3 separate regions of the Homo sapiens genome follow, and all the other regions are linked to region 3. Evidence: chromatin contacts called from ENCODE Hi-C data. All regions are on one chromosome and are shown on one strand. The core of a region is the stretch at or near the end of the contact, and the rest is flanking DNA. Distances in the headings are between cores, read along the strand shown. Region 1 holds the start of LRRC1 (leucine rich repeat containing 1). Region 2 holds the start of GSTA4 (glutathione S-transferase alpha 4). Region 3 holds the start of CD2AP-DT (CD2AP divergent transcript).

What was found. Hi-C counts contacts between places; a loop is a spot of excess contacts on that map. Pooled maps may share reads with other maps.
Region 1: a pooled map shows a loop between it and region 3 (10-fold over the local background). The contact joins the promoter of LRRC1 here to the promoter of CD2AP-DT in region 3. A Hi-C loop is called at or near these places in 5 of 50 pooled maps.
Region 2: a pooled map shows a loop between it and region 3 (7-fold over the local background). The contact joins the promoter of GSTA4 here to the promoter of CD2AP-DT in region 3. A Hi-C loop is called at or near these places in 6 of 50 pooled maps.

What each region holds. Positions count from the first base shown.
Region 1 is chr6:53,792,986-53,797,074 of GRCh38, forward strand. LRRC1 (leucine rich repeat containing 1) reads left to right here and starts at 2,020. Exons shown (of 14, transcript NM_018214.5): 1 at 2,020-2,430. The coding sequence starts at 2,272. It overlaps LOC124901333 (a long non-coding RNA gene), which reads right to left and starts at 690. Exons shown (of 5, transcript XR_007059619.1): 1 at 556-690; 2 at 298-364. RefSeq lists silencers at 711-840, 1,886-2,125 and an enhancer at 2,092-2,804.
Region 2 is chr6:52,993,560-52,997,332 of GRCh38, forward strand. GSTA4 (glutathione S-transferase alpha 4) reads right to left here and starts at 1,725. Exons shown (of 7, transcript NM_001512.4): 1 at 1,690-1,725; 2 at 598-702. The coding sequence starts at 684. It overlaps RN7SK (RNA component of 7SK nuclear ribonucleoprotein), which reads left to right and starts at 2,061; the gene lies at 2,061-2,392. RefSeq lists silencers at 1,646-1,877, 2,209-2,298 and an enhancer at 1,829-2,048.
Region 3 is chr6:47,475,910-47,479,616 of GRCh38, forward strand. It overlaps CD2AP-DT (CD2AP divergent transcript), which reads right to left and starts at 2,163. Exons shown (of 1, transcript NR_187257.1): 1 at 1,334-2,163. It overlaps CD2AP (CD2 associated protein), which reads left to right and starts at 1,880. Exons shown (of 18, transcript NM_012120.3): 1 at 1,880-2,339. The coding sequence starts at 2,336. RefSeq lists a silencer at 1,642-2,151 and an enhancer at 2,438-3,164.

The DNA.
Region 1 (4,089 bases), core at 770-3,269, 6.3 Mb after region 3:
CAAAGCAAGTGAGACAGTATCTGTTGTTTAAGAGGTCATAATCTCTTTCGGATTAAGGTGATACAAAAATAATAACACAGAGAAGCTGAAGCATCATGGAGAGGCACACAAGGAATGCTTATTGAGGTCTGAATTTTTAAAAGACTGGACACGTCTTTAAAATACATTTGGTGTTCGTTAAAATAATCTAGTGTGATAACCTCTGGAAATCACATTATTTTAAATGGAGGGAACTAGCCTTCTTTAATTTTTTTTTTAAAAAGCAGTTGGAAAACTTGAAGACAGGGACTTACTTACCTTTCCACATGTCTCTGTCAGGAACCAGTTTTCTAGGAAGGGTGGCAGAAATGAGCTTCATATGTTTCTGGAATGCAAGAATGTAGAAAGGGGGGTGGAGGTTCAAAGTCCAGGTAGCCCTCTGTGAGAACGCAGGAATCAAATCAGGACAAACAAAAGAAGGGTGAAGTGGGTAGGGCAACGGAGTTTCGGGATTGACTGGAATGAGAGTTAAGGTGATAATGCTGGGGTGGAAATGAAAGTCAGACCCCTCCTTACGGACTGGGAAGAAAGGAGCCCTCCTAGTAAAGTTGAAAAGACCAAGTGTCCTCTTCTCCATTTCACCGGGGAAACGCTCCTGTGCCTAGTCGTAAGGTACAGGAGAGTCTATGGAGCCCATGGAGAGTCTAATGCAAAAACTAGTTTCCGACCAAACTTTGCCTTGGCCACTGAGCATGCTCAGCTTTGTCTTCTATAGAAAAGTGAACTCCGTGGCTCCAGATTTTAGCTATAGCAGCTGGAGGGCGGGAGTGAGTGTGGGAGAGCCAGCGTGGCAGCGGCCGCAGGTGGAAACCTGGAGTTTGAGTATGCTTGAAAGGGAAAGTGTGGAACGAAGGGGCGGCCGGGTGGGGAATCAGAGAAGCCCCCAAGGAAATGATTCATCATTGTGATTGACCTTGACTTTAGCAACCCTTCATTAAAGGAGAAAATTTGGTTATTCGGAGATGGGGACTGTGTTGCAAACAGTTACAGGCAAAGAGGGGCAGTTCAGGATTCCGGCCGTGGTCCGCAGGAATGAGTCGGGGCGAGGGAATGGTTGTTATAACCCAATAGTGAGCCTCCCCGGTCATCCGGGCTGGACGGGACTGGGGTTGTAGCAGAAAAGCAGGAGCTGTATGGAGGATGCTCACCTGGCAGCCTCGATCTGCCCCTCTTCCCTCGCTCCTCCCTCCGCACCAGCCACAGCTAGTTGTCAGGGGCCAACATCTGGGCCGGGCTGGAACTGGCTCAGAAACTCGCGTTTGCCTGCTTATTTCTGCAGCTGGGCTCCTTGCCAGGTGCAACCACATCTATGAGAATCTCGCAGACTCTCAGACTCCTATGCCTTTGCTGGTACAGGGAGGAGGATTTACTATCACTCACTGCATAAACCATGATCACCAGAGATGTGCTCCCAAGTTACAAAGCCTGCAGGCGGTGCCCGAGGACCAGAGGGCCGGGCGCGGCCAGCTCACACTTCTGGGGCAGCCGTGAGCAGCGGGCACACGGGCAGCCACGAAAGCAGCAGCGAGGGTGGTGCAAACACCTCAAAACTACACCGAATCCAGTAGCGCCTGGCGCCCCCGGCGCGCAAGGTACGCTTTGGGGCGGTCCTGTGTGACCCCGGAAGAGAAAGTTGTTTTGGGGAAGGGGAGCAAGGAGAGGAGTGCGAGTTAAATAAAACTAAATATCAAAGTTGTTCTGCTCTGCTCAGGCCGCCTCTACTCCGCCTCATCTTTGTCCCAAGTCCTTTCACAGTCTGCCTTCCTCAAACGGCCCGATGCGCCCCCGTCTTTGCCGGAGTAAGCAGACCGCCAGCAGCCGGCCCGCAGGTCAGTCGACCCTCTCTGGATGCAGGTCGCCGGGAAAACCCGGAGCGGAGCATCCCTCGGGCCGGGAAACGCCCTCGGCGCGCACCCACTGGCGCGCATGCTCAGTCCGCGCGGCGGCTGCGAGTAGGAAGCTCCGCGCGGCGGCGGGGGCGGCGACGGCGACTGGCGGGTGGGAGTGGAGGCACCGGCTGGCGGGCGGGGGTACAGGGACGGGGCAGGGGCTCCCGCTCCAGGTTCCTTGAAGCACTTCCGACCGCGAAGCCCGGCGCGAGAAGCGAGCTAACCCAAGAGCCAACAACGAGCGCGGAGAGGGCAGCGGACTGAGCGGAGCCGCCGGCCAGAGCGGGCTCGGAGCCCGGGTCTCCGCCGCTCGGGACCCGGCTAGGCGGCGGCGGGGGCGGCGATGTTCCACTGCATCCCCCTGTGGCGGTGCAACCGTCATGTGGAGAGCATCGACAAGCGCCACTGCTCGCTGGTCTACGTCCCCGAGGAGATCTACCGCTATGCCCGGAGCCTGGAGGAGCTGCTGCTGGACGCCAACCAGCTCCGCGAGCTGCCCGAGGTAAGGGTCCGGCCTCACCTGAGCGCTCTGCCCGCTCGTCTGCTGTCCCTTCCGCTCCCATCCTCTCTCGTCCCCTCTTCCATCTCCGGGTCCGGCGTGAAGGAACCTTCCCTCTTTTATGCATTCACCTGCTTCTTTCTCCCCCTGTCTCTTTACTTCCATCCTTTCCCAGTAAAAGTTCCTTTTCATTTTATTCAAAGTGACCGGATATTTTGCGCGTAGTCACTGGGGCTCGTGCTATTGGAGAAGCGTTCTGGACTGTTAAGTAACTTAGATCCATGCTAGGTACTGACACCTGGCACTTGTGCCCGGTCAGGTGAGAAGCCGGGTGATTCGGGCTGTTTCCATCTGGAAGCTACAGAGCACTGCATCCTCCCCCCCTCCACTCCCCGGGGTCGTTCCCCCACCAAGGGCCGGGCGCGCCTCTCCTTTAGTCAAGGCATGTCCCGGAGGACCTTGTGACCTGGGCAGCGCTCAAGCGGGCCGCACTATCTCGGCATCTTGGGAGGAATGAGGAATGTGCTCCGTGCTTTATCGCGGGTGGGCTTGGCCGGCTGGCCTGCGGTGGCTGCGGGGGTGGACGCGAGATGGGCGCAGGGGAGAGCTGGGCCTGGAGCGCTAGGGGCAGGTGCCCAGATGCCGGCCGCCCGGGCCTTGCCTACGTGGACCTGTTGCGTGGTGGGAGCTGCGGTGAACGTCAGCGGAGGCTCTGCCCGCGGGCCAGCCTTGCAGCCGCCTTTCCCGGAGCGGGCACAGTCGTCCTGCTGACTTTCTCTCCTTGCAGTGATGCGTTATCTCTTCAGAGTTGTTTATGTAAATTGATCACTCCATTGCCGCCGAACTTGTCAAGCGACATGTGCTGATGGTGCTTTGACCGAGAGTAGGGGTACAGCGAACTTCTTTCAAGCTTGCCTCGGGAACTTAGCTAGAGTAACCCCTCGGGGAAGGTGTCTCAAACCCAGGTGTGTGCAGGAAGTCGGTGTGCAATAATCCAAAGGTGTGCAGGAAGTAGGGAGACTGCTGGCAGTCGGGGATTGGACCTGTTTTAGGCCTGAGCTTTGGAACGCAAACTTCTTGTTGCCCTTTAGTTAACACAAGCCAAATCATTGTCACAGAAACACTAGTCAAGTGTTCTGACTTGTTAGAATGACCTGATACGTTCTCCAGCGCTGATGGAGCATTTAAACAATAAGAACTGTGTGTTTTTCTCAATATTTTAAGTGGTGGTGTTCTTCTTGGATTAACTTTCCTGGGTTCATGTGGAATTGATTGGATGTTTGCTCTGTGTAATCATGGAGATTATCCTCACTAGGACCTTTGCAAAGCCCCCCAGGCTTTATTTAGCTTAGAAGCAGCAAAGCCATCAAGTTCCCTCAGGCGTTTATTATTTCGCAGGCATTTTCAAACACATGATTTTTTTCTGGCCTTTTACGTCCTTGAAGATTTCTTACCAGTCGTCAGCTCCCTCACTGCTTTAAGTTGTGTAATTTTAGGCAGTGATATCACCAGGAATATAGAATATGTAATTTAATAGTTTTCAGGGGCTTCAGGATGACATTATTGAAGATGGAGTGAAAAGTTATTCACTAGAAATGATTCATTGCTCTTTGTGGTATTTGTTTTTTTGTTTTCTTTTGTAGAACTGGAAGATTTCCTTTG
Region 2 (3,773 bases), core at 475-2,974, 5.5 Mb after region 3:
TGTTATGATGTTTGGATTTTGCTTTAAAATACTCCCACAAAACAAGGGAAGGGAGGTGATAGATGAAACAAGATTAGCATAGAGCTGATGATTGCTGAAGTCGGGTGATGAGTACATAGAATTCATGGCAATGTTCTCTCTACATTTATTGGTATTTGAAAATTTCCATACTAAGAAGCTAAAAGAACAGAACGAAAACAAAAACAGACACACACACATATGTAAGCAAGATACCAAGGCTGCCAGTTTGAAGCCACTGAAGAAAACAAGAAATTTACCCTGAGAATGCATAATTAATAAGAGCTCAGAGTAACTGACAATTTTCAGGTAAATTTCCTTTCTTCTTATTAATAAATATTCACTGGTGCTAGATCAGAAGCCAATAATTAAGTAAAAGTCAAAAGGAAAATAGAATTCCATCAACTACGTTCTAATTATAAAGAAAAATCCCTTCAGGGATGGTATCTGACTCAGTGAAGCGTGCCTGTGATTTTGGTGGACGAGAACTAGAACTGAACGGTGCTTCAAAACGTATTTTTCTTTCAAAGGTCTCAAAAGCTGTATGACAAATCCGTGAAGAAACAGCATATAAGGTACCTCGACTCCGGCGGCAGCTAAAACCCATCTCACGGACTCCATCCGGCCTCTTCCGTTGGGATAGTGGAGCTTGGGCCTTGCTGCCATGATAGCTTTTCAGGCTTTCTGAAATACAAATGCAGCAGCTCGTCGCAGACCAACAGTCCCAATTTCGCGTCTTCAACCCAGTGCTCAGGGGCGAAATGAATATTCAGGATTTTGGCACGGGAAACTGTTCTTTATTTTTGTTGCTGCATTTTCCCTCACTCAAGAAAAAAAAACCACCATTTTAAAACATGGAGAAAAAAACCTTGGCTTTTATATGATTTCTATTTATGACTTCTTATCCTGGATCTTGGGAAGCTGGGGCCATTTGTTGTAAAAACATATGTGCTAGCAGTACGGGATTTCACAAATTCAGAATATTATATATTTTGACCTCGAGAATCTCAGATTTTCCAAATTCAGCTGGGGGATAGGGGGTGGCAGGCGTTGAAGAGGGTAGCGAAGGAAAATCGCACAGCCACTGGAAGCTCTTCAAGTATTCATGCTTTTACATACATCATCATATTTTATTATCACGGCAACTGGAAGGTGAACAGGCCGAGTACTACTACTGTCTGCAAAATGTGCGTCCACCGTCACGCATGCGGTGGCTGCGCCCCCCGGGTCCCGCGTGTCCACCACCCCTACAGGGAGATGAGCCCCCGGCCTTGTAAAACGAGCCGGGGGCCAGGGCTTGGCCATCTGAGATCGCACTCTCCCATGCTCGTCTTCCCCGCTCAGCCCATGCAGGGGCGTAGCGGCAGCCCAGCCAGGCCCGGGGACGATCCGAGCCCACCTTCCACCAATGCATTCAGACTCCGCAGAAGGGGTTTAAAAAAAAATACGCACACTGAGCCAAGAAGGACCCCAGCTCCAGCCAAGGGGCCCACCTCTGCCCAGACTGGATGGAGCAGGAGGACAAAGGACAAGAGGAAGAAAAGACAAGAGAAGGACTGAACTGGGGGAGTGAGGGAAGAATGCGAGAGTGAGACTCAGAGAGTAAAGGGGAGGGAAAAAAAAGAAGAGAGAAAGGGCGAGGAAGGGGGCGACCGCAGGAGGGAGACAGACCTGGAGTCCACTCGGAGGCCTGGAGCCGCACAAAGCGCCAGGTCAGCGGTCCCGGCTGGGTGAGACCAGCAGGCGGCTCTAGCGCGCGGGAGCTGGGCGAGGCTCCGGGACGACCTCACCAATGGAGACTGCAGTATTTAGCATGCCCCACCCATCTGCAAGGCATTCTGGATAGTGTCAAAACAGCCGGAAATCAAGTCCGTTTATCTCAAACTTTAGCATTTTGGGAATAAATGATATTTGCTATGCTGGTTAAATTAGATTTTAGTTAAATTTCCTGCTGAAGCTCTAGTACGATAAGCAACTTGACCTAAGTGTAAAGTTGAGACTTCCTTCAGGTTTATATAGCTTGTGCGCCGCTTGGGTACCTCGGATGTGAGGGCGATCTGGCTGCGACATCTGTCACCCCATTGATCGCCAGGGTTGATTCGGCTGATCTGGCTGGCTAGGCGGGTGTCCCCTTCCTCCCTCACCGCTCCATGTGCGTCCCTCCCGAAGCTGCGCGCTCGGTCGAAGAGGACGACCATCCCCGATAGAGGAGGACCGGTCTTCGGTCAAGGGTATACGAGTAGCTGCGCTCCCCTGCTAGAACCTCCAAACAAGCTCTCAAGGTCCATTTGTAGGAGAACGTAGGGTAGTCAAGCTTCCAAGACTCCAGACACATCCAAATGAGGCGCTGCATGTGGCAGTCTGCCTTTCTTTTGACCCATTACCCATCTAAGTTAGATGCTTTTTTAAATGTTTTTTAATTTTTAAATTTTTAATTTTTTTCATTATTTATTTTTTATTTTTGAGACGGATCTCGGCTCACTGTAACCTCCACCTCCCGGGTTCAAGCGATTCTCCTGACTCAGCCTCCCGAGTAGCTGGGATTACAGGCGCGCGCCACCATGCCCGGCTAATTTTTCTATTTTTAGTAAAGACGGGGTTTCGCCATGTTGACCAGGGTGGTCTTGAACTCCTGACGTCAGGTGATCCTCCTGCCTCGTGCTGGGATTGCAGGCGTGAGCCACCGCTCCCGGCCCTTAGATGCTTTTTAATCAGCAAGTACGCAATGCTTTCCTGACAGGAATGTCAAGTCCGTCAGGAAATCCACATAAGGGTGTTAAGCAGGCAAAGTACCACATACAGATTAAAATCAAAAGCACTGTCAACGCTTATTTAATTTATACAGTAGACCCTAACTTTTCTAATTTTGTGTATACATATATATACATGTATACATGTATACAAACATACATATTTTCTTCTTTCTTTCTTCATCTCAGTGGGACATCTTGAGATTTCTCTTCATTTTGTACATTTTAGAGACAAGTGCTCTATAGTCACGGTCTCAAGTCAGCACCTGTTTGGAAGGGGGTCTTTGGAGTTGGGGGTGGTGCTAAAAGAATAATTTGGCTGGCAAGTTAGTTAAAACATTAAAAATATATTAAAACTATCAGGGCTATATTATGGAACAATTGCAAAATTCACATGGATTTCAAAGTTTGAAATATATGCCTTCGAAAATAAATTTTGTTTTTAGAGGCAGCTTCTGCTATTTCTCAGGCTATAGATGTTGTTATTTTCTTCACCCACGGGGGCGCTCGAGAGTACCTTGCTTGACAAGCCTGGGTGCTGAACAATTGCAGCCGCTAACATGATCAGATTTTATTTTCAATAGGTTTCTCTGGCCAAAGTGAGGCGAATGAATTGGGGTAGTAGGGGTAGAGAAAGAAACCTCTTGTGTCTGTGTAAATTAAAGTAGCACCATGAGTTTGAAGAATATGAGTAAGAAAAGGTGAAATACTAAGGAGGTAGGTGGTAAAGCAATTGCTAATCAGATCAAAGGGAAGGGAGGAGGAAGAAAAGTCTAGAATGATGCCCTGTCCAACACACACACACACACACACACACACACACACACACACACACACACACACACACACTTCTTGTCTTTTTTTTAATAACATGTATTGTCATCTAACAGGACTTTTTTATTTATTTGTCTGTAGATTCCTAGAATGTAAATTCCACGAGATCGAGGATTTTTGCGCTTTTGGTTTTCCTTTTGTACATCCTGGTTAGTATAGAGTAGGTATTCA
Region 3 (3,707 bases), core at 913-3,412:
CTTATTATCAAATCTGATAGTCTTTATTCCCCCTTCTGTTTTACTTAACTTCTTTTCCATTCTATTCATTGGCCTTTCTTCTTTAAATATTAAGGATTCTAGAGACCTAGAAATTTAGTCTCTAGAAACTTAAGGGCTCTGGGCCTTGAATTTACTACCTATGTATGTGCTTCCAATAGCTTATATTTTTGTCTCCTTTCATGAATCCTTCTTAGCCCATCACCAGCCTCATTCTTCCAAATCGTAAATGGCCTTCCTTATGGGCTGCTTGAGCCACACACATTTCTTAAAGGCTCAGAAATACTCTGTTTGCATATCCACTTCCATTCCTCAGTTCTAGGACTCCTCCAGACTGAATTATTGCCTTCCCCAAGCTTTCGTTCAACTCATACCTTCTCTTTACAGCTTGCTTTGCCCACAGTAATTTATTTTCCTTTAAATTCTCAAGCATTTGACCCTCACTACCTCATACTGTTAATTAACTTTGTGTTCGTATCTCACCCCCCTAGAAGAATGCAAAATCTCTGAGGATTAGCGCTGTACTTTAGCTTTTTATTTTTTTGCTTGGTAGGGGACAACGAACATAATGCTGAACACATATTTGTTACCTAAAAAAGGCACATGTTCCATGATGTCAATGTAATCTTGTTTAGGTGAGTATATTCAACTTTTTTCTTTTATCCTTTTTGGCTGCTGTTTGTGAGTTTGATCATTCTTGTTATAAAATTACCACATGTAACCTTTTGAGAAGCATTAGAAGAATTAAAAGATGGCAAAAGCAGGCCTATAGGAAATAGTGGTAATGGATACGTCCAAGGTTACTACTATGGGCCACTGTGCTCTGCATTGCAAGATTTGTTTGAACATACTCAAGAAATTGAAGTTCAGACAGGTTAATTTATCCAAGGTCCCACAAAAAGTAAATGGCTGTGCTGAGTTTCAAGGACCCATGTCTGCCTGGATCCAAAGGGCAAGTCAGTTTCAGTGCTGGATGACTGAGAATTACAAAATTTCTTGAAAAAGCACTAGGCACAATAGTTGGCGTTCAACAAACGCTCACACACACATCTGCCCTGGAATTGGGTCTACTTAAACAGAAGGGGGAAAAAAAGCTTGCTGAAATAATTATACTTCTTCGTAACTACCAAGCTCATGTTTGACTGACTATAGTAATCCTATGCCCTCCTTCACATTGACGCTAGAAAAAATGCCTGGCAGTATTTCAAATCATGATGCCTATTTTTCTCTCGATCAAGTAACAACTCAAATTATACTTTAAAAAGAAAAAAAGCAAATTATAAAGTTGCATTCAGCTGACAAGAGACTAAAGGAATCTGTGAAACAGAATTTATTTGATGCCTAGGTTTCTCCCTCACCCGACGAAGACCAAATGCTGCTGATCCGTAAGTAACTTCGCAAGGTAAACTGAGGGGCCTGGCAGCATCTGGGCCTCCCTTAAAGGTCGAAATCAAGTGCGCTCGCCCTCCTTCTGTCCGCCTTTTCCCTTTAAGGTCCTCGAGGCTGCTTCGCTGCAGAAAGTAACTCCGCGTCGCCGCCGCGGAAAGTGGGGCAACTTTGCCTATCAGCAGAAACCTTTTGATCCATCTGAGGCGACAAACCAGACCAAACGCCCGCCCAAGCTGTTCCGAGCCTCCGGGGGGAGAGCGAGCCCAAGCTCCTCTGCACCGCTTCCTCATCCGCTCGCTGCACCTGGACGCGGTCGGCGCGCGACCCCCGGCCGTGACGTCACCGCACCTGGCAGCAGCCGTGGGGACCGGGAGAGAGCCCGAACGCGACGGGGCGGGGTGGGGCGGGGAGAACGAGGGCGTTCTCGCGAGATTTGCCTCCTCCCGGTCCCAGCTCCCCGCACCTTCTCGGCCTCTGTCTGGGTCCCCACCTTAGTCTACGGTGTCGCCTTTTCTAACTGCGAGTGCTAAGGAAGAGGCGAGGGGCGGGCTCCGAGGCTAGGCGGGCGCTCGGGGTTGGAGCCGAGGGTCTGGGCAAACCGGTGGGTCCCTCCCCACTGCGGGAGCGGCCAGGGTGGGAAAACCGCGGTCGGGCGGGCGGGGTAGGGCCCTCCCGCCGCCGTGGCTCCTGGGGAGGCCAGGGGTGAGGAGCTGTCGCCGCCTTTGCCTCTGCCTCGAGGGCCGCGCTGAAGAGACTGGTAGGAGAGCGCCGCGGGCGGATGGAGGCGACTCTTCGCCCCGCCTGAGCTCAGGAGGGGCTAGCGCGGAGCGCGGGTCCCGCCTCCAGCCGCGGGAGCGGCCGCGCGAGCCACCACTGGAGGAGGAGGAGGAGGAGCGGACGTCGGCTTCTCCCCGCGGGAGCCCCCAGCATGGGTAAGAGACTCGGGCGCTTCCCGCCGCCCGTCCGGACCTTCCAGACCCGGGGAGGCTGTGCCCTTTCTCGGCCTTCTGGGGAGGCGACTGCGGTCAGCCCCTGAGCGGCAGCACCCCACCCTCTCCATTCTCCCCACCGCCCCTTCTTGCCCTGCCTTCCACCTTGCTCTTCTCACGGAGAAACTGGTGGGAGAGCTCGCGGGTGCTTTCCCTCGCTCTCCCTTCTCCGCCTCTTTTCCTGTTCACCAGAAAGGTGCGGGATGGGGGGCGGGGGCGCCTGGCCACCTCTGCTAACCCCTTGCCCAGCTAAAATCAGACCTGACCTTCCTTCCCTTCCTCATCCCCTTGCTTCCCTCCCCCTCCTCGTGGGATGGGGGAGGGCGATCGAAAAACTTGATAAAGTAGCACTTTCAACTTCTTTATTTTCTGCGAGGCTTTGAATACGTTTAAGGAGAGAGATAAATTTGTTCAAAAACTTTTTTTTTTTCCTGCTGAAACTCGCAAGGGGTGCCTCAAGGACAGGAAAGCTTGAGTATTTGTTTTACTCGGGTTCTACCTAGGCAAGTGTGTTGGCACCTAAGCATTCAGTGTGCTCCCGAGGACTGGGTTTGGACTTCAGTGTTGGATCCTTTGAGGAGCAGTTTCCTGTTTGGAGTTAGACTTCCTTGCCGGAGGAGAGAAAAATACAAGGCCTTATATGTTATTTACTATGTGCTTTATAGTTTTGTTTGAAGTTAGAGAAGGCAGAATGTGTGGCAGTCCGGGTTGAAAAGGAGTTTTGTTAAGTGGTGTAACAATTTCTTTTGATAACAAAGTTCGGTGTGGGCTAGGCATTAAACTAACTCCCTCAATCCTTTAAAAATTAAAAGCAACTTAAGAATAGCTTACAAAAAACAAAACACCCTGTGTCTCTATAAGGCAGAACGTGTTCTGTAAGAGTAAACCCAAGTTTGATTTTTGTAGAGCAAATCAGGAGGACCCTATCACTTTTTGCAGTTGAGAGTTGGTACTGCTTCATATCAACAAACGATCACCGAAATGAATAATTCATGTAATTAACAAATGATTTAGAAGCAGGACGAATACAGACTACTGCTGATGTGGCACCCTCTGTCCACACTTTGCTTTGTGGGGGATGTTTTGAGCATATTGTTTATAGACACTCGCCTAGCTATCCTCTGTTTTCTTAGACTTTTCTAATTTTATGTTCCCTTCTCCACCTCCCTCCTTTCAGGTAACTTTCATACTCAAAAGTGCTCTTGAGCTCAAAAACAGTGAAATAAAACATTTGCTATTTGGAATTTTCAAATGAATTATTTTATAATTGATTAGTTGAGCTTGCAGGGCAATTGTGGGCATATTCTTTTA